Regions from separate parts of the Homo sapiens genome. Here region 2 is linked to region 1. The links are chromatin contacts, found by Hi-C or POLR2A ChIA-PET in ENCODE. All regions are on one chromosome and are shown on one strand. Each heading gives the region's core, a stretch centred on a gene start or an enhancer-like site at or near the end of the contact. The rest is flanking DNA. Distances are from core to core; before and after follow the strand shown. Region 1 overlaps CTNNBIP1 (catenin beta interacting protein 1). Region 2 has its middle 8.1 kb from the start of CASZ1.

Region 1 (5,079 bases), core at 2,433-4,932:
GCTAGTCATATGTCATCTGTAGATTTGTAAAAACTAAACGCAGAGTGGGTGCAAGCTTTTTCTCATGTAGCTGGTTTTCTTACTATGAGAATGATACGTGCTCATTTAGAAAATGAGAAAGTGAATGATAGTGGCATTTTACATACACTGTCTCATTTCATCCTCACGGTTTCTGAGATACGTACCATTATTACCATTTTGTATGTTAAGAAGCTGAGGCCTAGAAAAGTTAAGTAAAGTGTTTGAGGTCGAGCTAGTTGGGAACAGAATCAGATTCAAACCAGGCAGTATGACTCCCAGGCAGAGCTCTGAGCACCATGTCATATACTGATTCTCAGCAGAAACCATAGAGAAGAAAGAAAAGCCTCCCTTAAGCCCAATGTAGGTGATACTCTTAGGGTAGTCAGAGTTAACTTGCTGGCTGCTCCAAAGGGTTTGAATCCTAGGCCCTTTCCCTGTCTTGTCTGACCCTGGGCAAGCTAAGTAGCCTCCCTTTGCTTTACTTTCCCTGACTGTAAATGGGGATAATGATACTTGTACCTTCGTAGTTCCCAGGGGCATGGTGGTGTTTGAGCCAAAGTGCTTTTGAACTTCTTTTATGAAAGGGAACTGAGCACCAACTACTGTTATACTCAGTTATTAAAGACCTATTATGCTCTGGTCTTCCATGAAGCCTTGTTAAAAAGGGAAAGACAACAGTCCCCAGAGGGAAGGGTGTCCTTCTGTGGGGGAATAGCTGGACAAAAACATTGTTCTCCCCTTTTGAAGTTTCTTAAGGATTGAGGGTCATACCTGTGGCTCCATTTTTCATGGTTGTGTTGTAGTGTAGAAACTTCTGTAAACAGGTATGTGTTCTGTGCATCATAACATGATTGAGGACCCCCAATGGCAGGGCCAAGAGGGAGTTAAAGGGCTTGGTTTCTAATCTTGGTTCTGATGTTTTTTATAAGCCAGGATCACAGAGACACCAAGAAGTGGTGGTTGTCTTCCATTACTCCTCCCTCCCTCCCCTCCTTCCTTCTAATGACTCATTGATTCAATTAACAAATATTTATTAAGGCTTTATTACAATCTGGACACCATCATAGGTACTAGGAATATCGTGGCAAGCAGGACAAAAATAGTTATTCCCCAGCCGGGCGTGGTGGCTCACGCCTGTAATCCCAGCACTTTGGGAGGCCAAGGCAGGCGGATCACGAGGTCAGGAGATTGAGACCATCTTGGCTAACATGGTGAAACCCCGTCTTTACTAAAAATACAAAAAATTAGCCTGGCGTGGTGGTACGCACCTGTAGTCCCAGCTACTCGGGAGGCTGAGGCAGGAGAATTGCTTGAACGCTGGAGGCGGAGGTTGCAGTGAGCTGAGATTGCACCATTGCACTCCAGCCTGGGCAATAGAGTGAGACTCTGTCTCAAAAAAAAAGAAAAAAAAAAAAGTTCTTCCCCATACCAAGCTCTTAGTCTAGGACCAAAAGGCTTATTATATAGTTGGGATCGTGTGAATGAAGAAAGAATGATTTGATGAGAGTGCTTTGAACTCTTAGGAGGAGAGTCAGGACATGATCTCCAGATGCACACTGGCCCCAGTGGCTACCTGCCCTGAGTGGACATTAAGGTGGGGGGCTGGGTTGGCTTTCCAGAAGAGCAAGGGAAGAGTGAAACAATTAGAGCCCTTCCGTGTCCTGTAACAAAAGCTGTACTTGGTATGGACATCTTGAGAAACAGTGCACACCTCAGGAGCCATGGTTAGCAAGAACTCCCTTCCCACTTAAAGCCTTAACCCTTTGACTGTTAACTTGAGTTTCAGTCAGGGAGAAATGCTCATATTGAGGATTTCTTTTCAAAGTTTTTGCTTGGGGCTGTGGATTTTGAAGTTCTGCCATTAACACGGTGCACTTCTTATGTAACAGGCGCCAGACCTTGTCTCTGCAGAGTTCTCTTCCTGCCCGACACGTCTCTCGCTGCCAACTTTGGAAAGCAGGCATATGGTGGCAGGCGGGCTCTCCACAGTGCTCATGGGGTTCCTGGGGGAACTGATGCACATGGACACCTATGTCCTCTGGCCCCCATTTTGGGTCAATATATACAGATTAGAGTGGGGGCAGGGTTCTTTCTTCCCCAAGCACCAGGCCTTCAGCTCTCTTCAAAGACCAAGGTCAGGGAGGTCTAGCAAGCAGTTCATGTGAAAGCACACAGTGTTCCTCTCTCCCTCCAGCCAGGGCTGGGTAGAGAGGGCAAAGGGCTGGCAGAGGCAGCCACTCACATTTGGAGTGAGAGGAGGGTGCCAGGACAGCGAGGCATATCCTTGTGCGATGTTATTTTCACCAGCCCTTGTCATGTCACTGTATGTGGCACTCCCGGTGCTAATCAGCTGGCCCTTCAAGCTGAGGGGCGGGGCAGCAGCATCCAGCATCTGATTAGGAAGGCAAGGCCTGCACAGCGAGGAGGCCAGGTCACTCAGTGCACCTGGACATCTTCAAGTGTGATTGGAGCCCGCAGTGACGCTGTTTCAGCTAGAAGATTGTGACCCACTTCCATATCCTCTCCCACATGGAGAGCTGGGGAGGAGGCTTTGAGAGCCAGCTCCAATTAAGGTGTTTTTTTCAGGCCCGAGTAGCACCCAAGTGTCTAACCCACATGTTTTCTGCTGCTGGAATCCTGTGGTCAATGTCCTTGACCTGAACCGAATAACCACCCCAGGGCAGATGAAGTTACCACCCCTGAAGTCCTAGATTCCACCAGCAAGGCTTCCTGCAAAGATCAGGATCCCTTGTGGATCAAACACCTCACATAATATGGGCCCCACCCCTGTTCTTCCTGATCAATCACCAAGCAAACCTTGGACCAGTTTCCAAGGAGATACTTAGCCTTGACCTCCCTGCCCAGACAGGCCTCACAGCCACCTGCCTCAGGCAGCCCTGGCTTCCCAGAGACCCATCCTGACCCTGACTTGCACCCTTGCCAAATATCCTAAATATCCTTCTGCTGCAGGAATATGAAATGAGACCTGTTTCTGAACTTCTAGGTTTCTGTTATTCTTTCCAGGTAGATGACATTTTAATGCTTCTCTGTAATTTTACATTTCTTTTTTGTGTGTTGGGGAGGGGCCTGGGGTATGATTTAAATACGTGAAGCTGTTAGTACTGGTAGCACTTAAGCTGGTGAAGTGGTGGGTCTGAGCCCCTGAATAATCCCATTTTACTTACCAAGAAGGGAGCAAAAGTACCTGCCAAGGTCAGCTCTGGCTAGGCCCTATGAGCCTGTTCCTGAGCGTGTGCTCACACTCGGCTTCTGGACTGAGGCAGAAGGTCCTTCTCCCTCCGTGTGTGTTAATACTGTTGGCACTGCCCACAGCCTCCAGGGGCACATAGCCTTCCTCTGGCCGATCGCTGGAGTTGCAGGAAGATGAGGTGCTGGTGATTTTTTGGAAGACATGGTGGGGCTTACAGGCAAGCAAGCTGGCCCCCAGTTCTGCTTTCCTGCACAGAGCAGTCTTCCAGAGTTTGTGGTGGGATGTAAGGGAGCTCGGGCAGCCGGAGCAGTGCAGAGACCTGGCTCCTTCCTCCCTCCTGAGGTCTGCTGCTGCTGGCACAAGGGGTCACGTGTGCCCGTTTGCCTTGTGTTTGCTTTGGGTGCTGGCTTCCCACTCTCACTTCCTAATCTCTAAAGAGGAGTGGCCTGTTAGGTCCATGAGTGGTGACAGTGGAGATTGAAGTGCTTAGCGTCAGGCACCGCACTGCACTGGCAAGAGCACTCAGATGAAGGGTGTTCTTTCATTCTCATCTGACCGCATTCCACTTCATTTAAAAACATCATTCGCCCAGGCTGGAGTGTGGTGACACGATCACAGCTCACCGTGATCACAGCCTCAACCTCCCAGGCTCAAGTGATCCTCCCATCTCGGCCTCCCAAGTAGTTGGGACCACAAGCACATGCCACCATGCTGTGCTAATTTTTTGTATTTTTAGTAGAGATGGGGTTTCACCTTGTTAGCCAGGATGGTCTCAATCTTGTGATCTGCTCGCCTCGGCCTTCCAAAGTGCTGGGATTACAAGCGTGAGCCACAGCACCCGGCCTCCACCTCACTCATTTTAATGGCATTCTATTGATTGTTTTTTTTTTTTTTCTTGAGACGGAGTCTTGTCGTCCAGGCTGGAGTGTAGTGGTGCAATCTTGCCTCACTTCAACCTCTGCCTCCTGGGTTCAAGGGATTCTCCTGCCTCAGCCTCCCGAGTACCTGGGATTACAGGCATGTGCCACCAGGCTCAGCTAATTTTTGTAGGTTTAGTAAAGGTGGGGCTTTGCCATGTTGGCTAGGCTGGTCTCGAACCCCTGACCTCAGGTGATCCACCCACCTCGGCCTCCCAAAGTTCTGGGATTACAGGCGTGAGCCACCATGCACAGCCATTTCTTTCTTTCTTTCTTTCTTTCTTTTTTTTTGAGACGGAGCCTTGCTCTGTCGCCAGGCTGGAGTGCAGTGGCATGATCTCAGCTCACTGCAACCTCCGCCTCCCGGGTTCAAGTGATTCCCTTGCCTCAGCCCCCCAGGTAGCTGGGATTACAGCCATGCGTCACCATGCCCGGCTAATTTTTTGTATTTTAGTAGAGATGGGGTTTCACCATGTTGGCCAAGATAGCCTTGATCTCCTGACCTTGTGACCTACCCACCTCGGCCTCCCAAAGTGCTGGGATTACAGGCGTGAGGCACTGCGCCTGTCATTTTTTTTTTTTTTTTTTTTTTTGAGATGGAGTCTTGTTCTGTCGCCCAGGCTGGAGTGCATTGGTGCCATCTCGGCTCACTGCAGCCTGTGCCTCCCAGGTTCCAGCGATTCTCCTGCCTCAGCCTCCTGGGTAGCTGGCATTACAGGTGCACGCCACCACACCCAGCTAATTTTTGTATTTTTAGTAGAGATGGGGTTTCACCATGTTGGCCAGGCTGGTCTTGAACTCCTGATCTTAGGTGATCTGCCTGCCTTGGCCTCCCAAAGTGCTGGGATCACAGGCGTGAGCCACCGTGCCCGGCCTCATTTTATATTTTTAAGGCCGCTTATGAACCATCTCTTAGTCAGCCTTCCATAT
Region 2 (5,079 bases), core at 1,650-4,149, 900 kb before region 1:
GTGAATTGGTGGGTGGATGCGTGGAAGGGTACATAGATGGATAGATGGATGAATGGATGGATGGATGAAAGGTTGGGTGGATGGATGGATGGATGGATTAGTGGATGGATGAATGGAAAGATAGAAGCTGGCTGGCTGGATGGATGAATTGGCGGGTGGATGGATGAAAGGATGGATGGATGAATTGGCGGGTGGATGGATGAAATGATGGATGGATGGATAGACGAGTGGATGGATGGAAAAATGGAAGGTAGATAAATGAATAGATGGGTAAACGGATGGATAGATTAAAGGTTGGGTGAGTGGATGGATGGATTATTGGAGGGATAGATGGATGGATTATTGGAGGCATAGATGGATGAATGGATGGATAAATGTTGAGTGAGTGGATAGACCGATTATTTGATGGATAGATGGATAAATGCATAAGAGGCTAAAGCTGATTTCATCCCCTTCCTGGCCAGTGGAAAAGGGCACCCTGGATGGCCACTTGCTGGATAGCTAACGTCAATCACAGTGTAGTCTAGTTAACATGTGGGAGTCCTGGCACCCTGAAATTATGTCTTCAACAACTCCTTGAAGGACTCTGAAAAAAATCACCTTCTAGAAAAGAGGCCTCCCTCCTGGTTGAAATTTGAGGGATAGCGCCAGGGCCAGGCAGACCCCATTTTCAAGTAAGTCATATGGTGGGAAAGAGCCCTGGCTGGGGCCAGAGGACCCAGGCTCTGTTCTCATTCTGTCACTAGCTCTGCATGGTCACTAGGGTCACTGGTGAGCAAGCGGCTTCCTCTCTCTGGGCTTTAATTTTTCATTCTGAACCATTCTCTGTTCAATGTTCTAGGCTGTGGGTCTGGCGCCTTCGATGTGGACACCTTGCCAGGGCTTGGGAGAACTTCACCTCTGGGTCTCTCTCCCTTTTTTTTTTTTGAGATGGAGTTTCACTCTGTTGCCCAGGCTGGAGTGCAGTGGCGCCATCTCGGCTCGCTGCAACCTCCATCTCCCAGGTTCATGCTATTCTCTTGCCTCAGCCTCCCAAGTAGCTGGGATTATAGGCACCCGCCACCACCCCCAGCTAATTTTTGTATTTTTACTAGAGACGGGGTTTTGCCATGTTGGCCAGGCTGGTCTCGAGCTCCTGACTTCAGGTGATCCGCCTGCCTCGGCCTCCCAAAGTGCTGGGATTACAGGCGTGAGCCACCATGCCCGGCCTGGGGTTCTTGTTTTGTCAACTGGGTGGCCCCTCTCCCTGGTCCCTGACCCCTTCCACCTTGAGGAGCGCCACTCGGACCTCTCCCACCCAGCCTCTTCTCTGGCAGGGCAGTGGGCACGGAGACAGCACAGAGCCTCAGGAAGCCAAGCCGCAGCCAAGACCCACACTCCTCTGAATCCTATTGAAAAAATAATAAAAAGGTAATTACTTTGTCATTACTGAACACTGGTTTGTCTTTTTTCTTTTTTTTTTTTTTAAGCCCTGACCATAAATAACGAGCCCATTACCCTTCAGAGTGGACACACACATTCATACGGGACCTGCCTCCTGGAAGGTCCTGGTTTCCTATCCATCCCCATGCCCTGACATACACCACACATCCCCCAACACGCATACACGTCGAGCACAGAGAGACTATTCGTTCACTTGTCATTTTCTAAGCACTCTGCTGGATGCTGGAAATAATCATAACAACAGTCATTATGTGTGAATCCAGGCTGAGTGCCCTGCATGAATTATCTCAATTAATTCTCCTGACAATACTGTGAGGCAGATCCTGGTTTCGTTGCCATTTTACAGATGGGGACACCGAGGCTGAGAGAGGTTGGGAGTTGCCCAAAGTCACACTGCTGGTAAGTAGCAGAGCTGAATTTGAACCCATGTGACCTAATTCAGAACTACAGCGATGATTTAGGCCAGGTGCGTTGGCTCACGCCTGGAATCCCGGCACTTTGGGAGGCCGAGGCGGGTGGATCACCTGAGGTCAGGAGTTCGAGACCAGCCTGGCTAACATGGCAAAACCCTGTCTCTACTAAAAATACAAAAATTAGCCGGGCATGGTGGCAGGTGCCTGTAATCCCAGCTACTCAGGAGGCTGAGGCAGGAGAATTGCTCGAACCCAGGAGGCGGAGGTTGCAGTGAGCCGAGATTGCACCACTGCACTCCAGCCTGGGTGACAGAGTGAGACTCCGTCTCAAAAAACAAAAAAAAAAAAAGAAAAGAAATACAGTGATGATTTAAACATAGATTTTAAAACCACACACACACCATCTAATGGGAGGGTTTAGGGAGAAGACAGTTATAACGTATGCTATGATGGAGAAAACAAGGGGGCTACGGGGGCACAGACAGAGGCGCCTAACCCAATTTGGGGCAGAGGGACATCAGGGAAGGCTCCCCAGAGGAGGTGCCACCTGTTTTGGTCTTAATGGGTGAGCTGAGGGGCGAAAGGCCTTAGAGCAGAAGGAACAGTCTAGACAGAGGTCTGGAGCTGGGAGCAAGCGGGGTAGCTTGGAGATCCGTGTGGCTGGAGCAGAGGGTGTGTGAATATGTGAGTGGGAGTGGGGAGAGGCAGGCCGGGCTGTCGCTCACATCTGGGCCAGCTTGGCACAGCAGGGCAGTCCTCCTCCTCCCCCACCCACATCCAGGGACCTGGCACTCCGGCCCGTGTGACAGGAGGGCAGCTCATCAGCAAAACAGCTCTTTCTTGCCTCCATGGCCAGCCCCGCCCTCCATGTGACGCCAGCCAAGGGTGGCAGCCGGCGCCTGCACAGGTGCCCGTCGGGAGGAAGCATAGCCACTTCCGGAGTCCCAGGGCAGGTTCCCTTTCCACACCAACTTCTGGCAAGATCGCATCCCAAGACAAAGCACCACCATGACTAGTCCCTTTGGCTTCTGCTATCAGATCTGGGAGAGGTGGGAGGGAAGAGAAAGGGGCAGGGGCTGTGTGGGCCCATGTGGCACGTGGCAGGGACCACACGGCTGTGAGAGTGTGGCTTTGCTCTGAGGACAGTGGGGAGGCTGGTCCTCCGATTTTTCCATCACTTGTTTTTCCCTGTTCCACAGGCCCTGGGGCCAGGCCTGCCCCACCCTGGCAGGCGTGGGAGGGGTTAAGGTGTTGGCCCAGGATCTTCGGGTAAGAGGTGATGTCAGCATCGGCCCTGCCCCTCACCTGGCTGGATTGCTGTGTATTTGGGTGGCTGTTGACAGCAGAAGCAGTCTCCCCATGTGCAAATACAGCACAGCCACACCTACATGGACCAGGACCCTTCTTTAAAGGGAATGCAGTCCCGCACCTCCACAAGTGCACACACACACTCCCTCCCACACAGATAAAATCACATTCACACACCTCACCACTTGGCATGAATGACACCCCTATCCACACACATCTCCCAGGCAGGCTGCTGAGGGGGCCTCGAAAAGATATATCTGCAGGGTTTCATTTCAATTCGTTCTTTAAATTCTTAAGTTCAATTCACACCCAAATACCTGCCTCTACGATGGTGGGTGTTTTTTTATTCTCTGCATTATATTTATCTCTGTATTTCACTGGGTTTCCTGAATTGTTTGCAGAGAATGTGAATTACCCTCCTTTTTTTTCTCCCCAGAAATTTAAAACAACTTTTTTCTTAAAAAAAAAGGTAGATAGTTCAGAGAATGTTAAAGCTGCAAGGGGCCATCGAGATCAGAGACCCTGGGACTAGGGAATTTCCTAAAAGGAAAATGTTAGTCACTTGCAATTCTTGTAGTTACCAGGCAGAGGTAAACATAAGTACCCCTGAAAAAGCAAATTAATTAGAACTAACTAGGAAAGAAGCGGTTGAGTCAGAGAGCAAGACAGCCTGTCCCTTGCTTGGAGCTGAATTGAGAGCTCGGACAGGGAAAATGAAAGCAGGTACAAAGTGTGGATCCTGAGCTCGGAAAACAGGTAGTATTTATGGCATAGAAATCCCTAAGGCTTTTCTGTCGAGAGAGATTTCCGGAAGGTGTGGGTGAAGGGGTAGGAGGAGGTGGGGAGCTCAACTCTGTTGAGACTGAAGGACAGAGACAGACCCTACTCCTTCTCTCCCCTCGGCTGAGAATTGCCTAAGAAGCCTGGGCTCAGTAGCTGTTCTGGAAGCCTCGGGGAACCTGTCAACGCGATGCTGTGGGCCGCAGTTCCTGGGAGACTGCCTTTCTCTCCATCCCTGCCTGCGGCTGTGGATCTCAGCAAGGCTGCTCAAACCTTGAAACAGCCCCTGCTTGTGGCCAGCACAGTTCTAATAAGGATTCATTACTAGAATCATAGACTCTTTCACCCATTAAATTAGCAGGGGTTAAAAAAAAAAAAGACAGAGAGAGAACACCAAAGGTTGGAGAGGAGACAGGAGATGTGCGCTGGTGGAAGGGCAAATGAACACAACCTTCCGGGGAGGAGGCAATCTGGCAATGGATAGGAATGGCTTCGAAATGTATGCACACTCTTGGACTCAACAATTCCACTTTAAGGAATGTGCATGATTATTTATGGACAAAGATATTCATTAGAGTTATTTATAATAATGAAAAGAATCAGAAACAAGTTCGATGTCCAAAATTTGCAACAGTGAAGTACTGCGGAAGTAAATTATGATCAACTCTACAATACGGCCATTAAAAATCATGTTGGAAAAGAATATTTAATGACCTGAGGAAGTGTTCATGCTACATACACATGTCAGACTAAAAAAAAAAAACCCCACCGTCCAGTATGTTCAGTGTGATTCTGATTTTACACAACTAAACAAAGCCAAGATCAAAAAAACAAACAAATAAAAATCCCAGACTGGAAGGAAATACACTGAAACATCAACCAGAACATTGACAACCATAGGTGGTAGGATTACAGATAATTTAAATTTGCTTCTTCCTGTTTATCTGTATTTTCTGAATTTTCTACAAAAAAACCCACATATTATATATTTAGTCAGAAACAAAGAATTACGTACTTTGCTAAAAGAATGACGGAATTTTGGGGTGGAAGAACTTGTCAAGTTCACCAACCCGGATGGGATTTGCGAACCAAGCTCAGAGTTTGGGAAAAAGCCCCTCTTGTTCTCCCTCCCCAG

The links. A loop is a pair of places that touch in the nucleus more often than their neighbours do. ChIA-PET counts read pairs that join two places held with the same protein, here RNA polymerase II (POLR2A).
Region 2: a loop to region 1 is called in a map of breast epithelium, with 19 times the contacts of the local background. The contact joins two enhancer-like sites. A Hi-C loop is called at or near these places in 1 of 168 maps with a recorded cell type or tissue (breast epithelium). POLR2A ChIA-PET finds 5 or more read pairs at or near these places in 1 of 52 experiments (MCF 10A).

The regions. Positions count from the first base shown.
Region 1 is chr1:9,899,119-9,904,197 of GRCh38, reverse strand. The region is part of intron 1 of CTNNBIP1 (catenin beta interacting protein 1); the gene reads left to right. Among named protein-coding and RNA genes, the nearest start is that of CTNNBIP1, 8.6 kb to the left of the region's middle. RefSeq lists an enhancer at 3,494-3,995. Within about 2 kb of position 3,682, at least 25 of the 41 ENCODE cell types and tissues checked have a DNase peak (open chromatin) inside an H3K27ac peak, as active enhancers do; they include breast epithelium, where a contact is called at or near this core.
Region 2 is chr1:10,802,216-10,807,294 of GRCh38, reverse strand. No RefSeq gene overlaps it. Among named protein-coding and RNA genes, the nearest start is that of CASZ1, 8.1 kb to the right of the region's middle. RefSeq lists an enhancer at 2,842-3,414. Within about 2 kb of position 2,899, at least 12 of the 41 ENCODE cell types and tissues checked have a DNase peak (open chromatin) inside an H3K27ac peak, as active enhancers do; they include breast epithelium, where a contact is called at or near this core.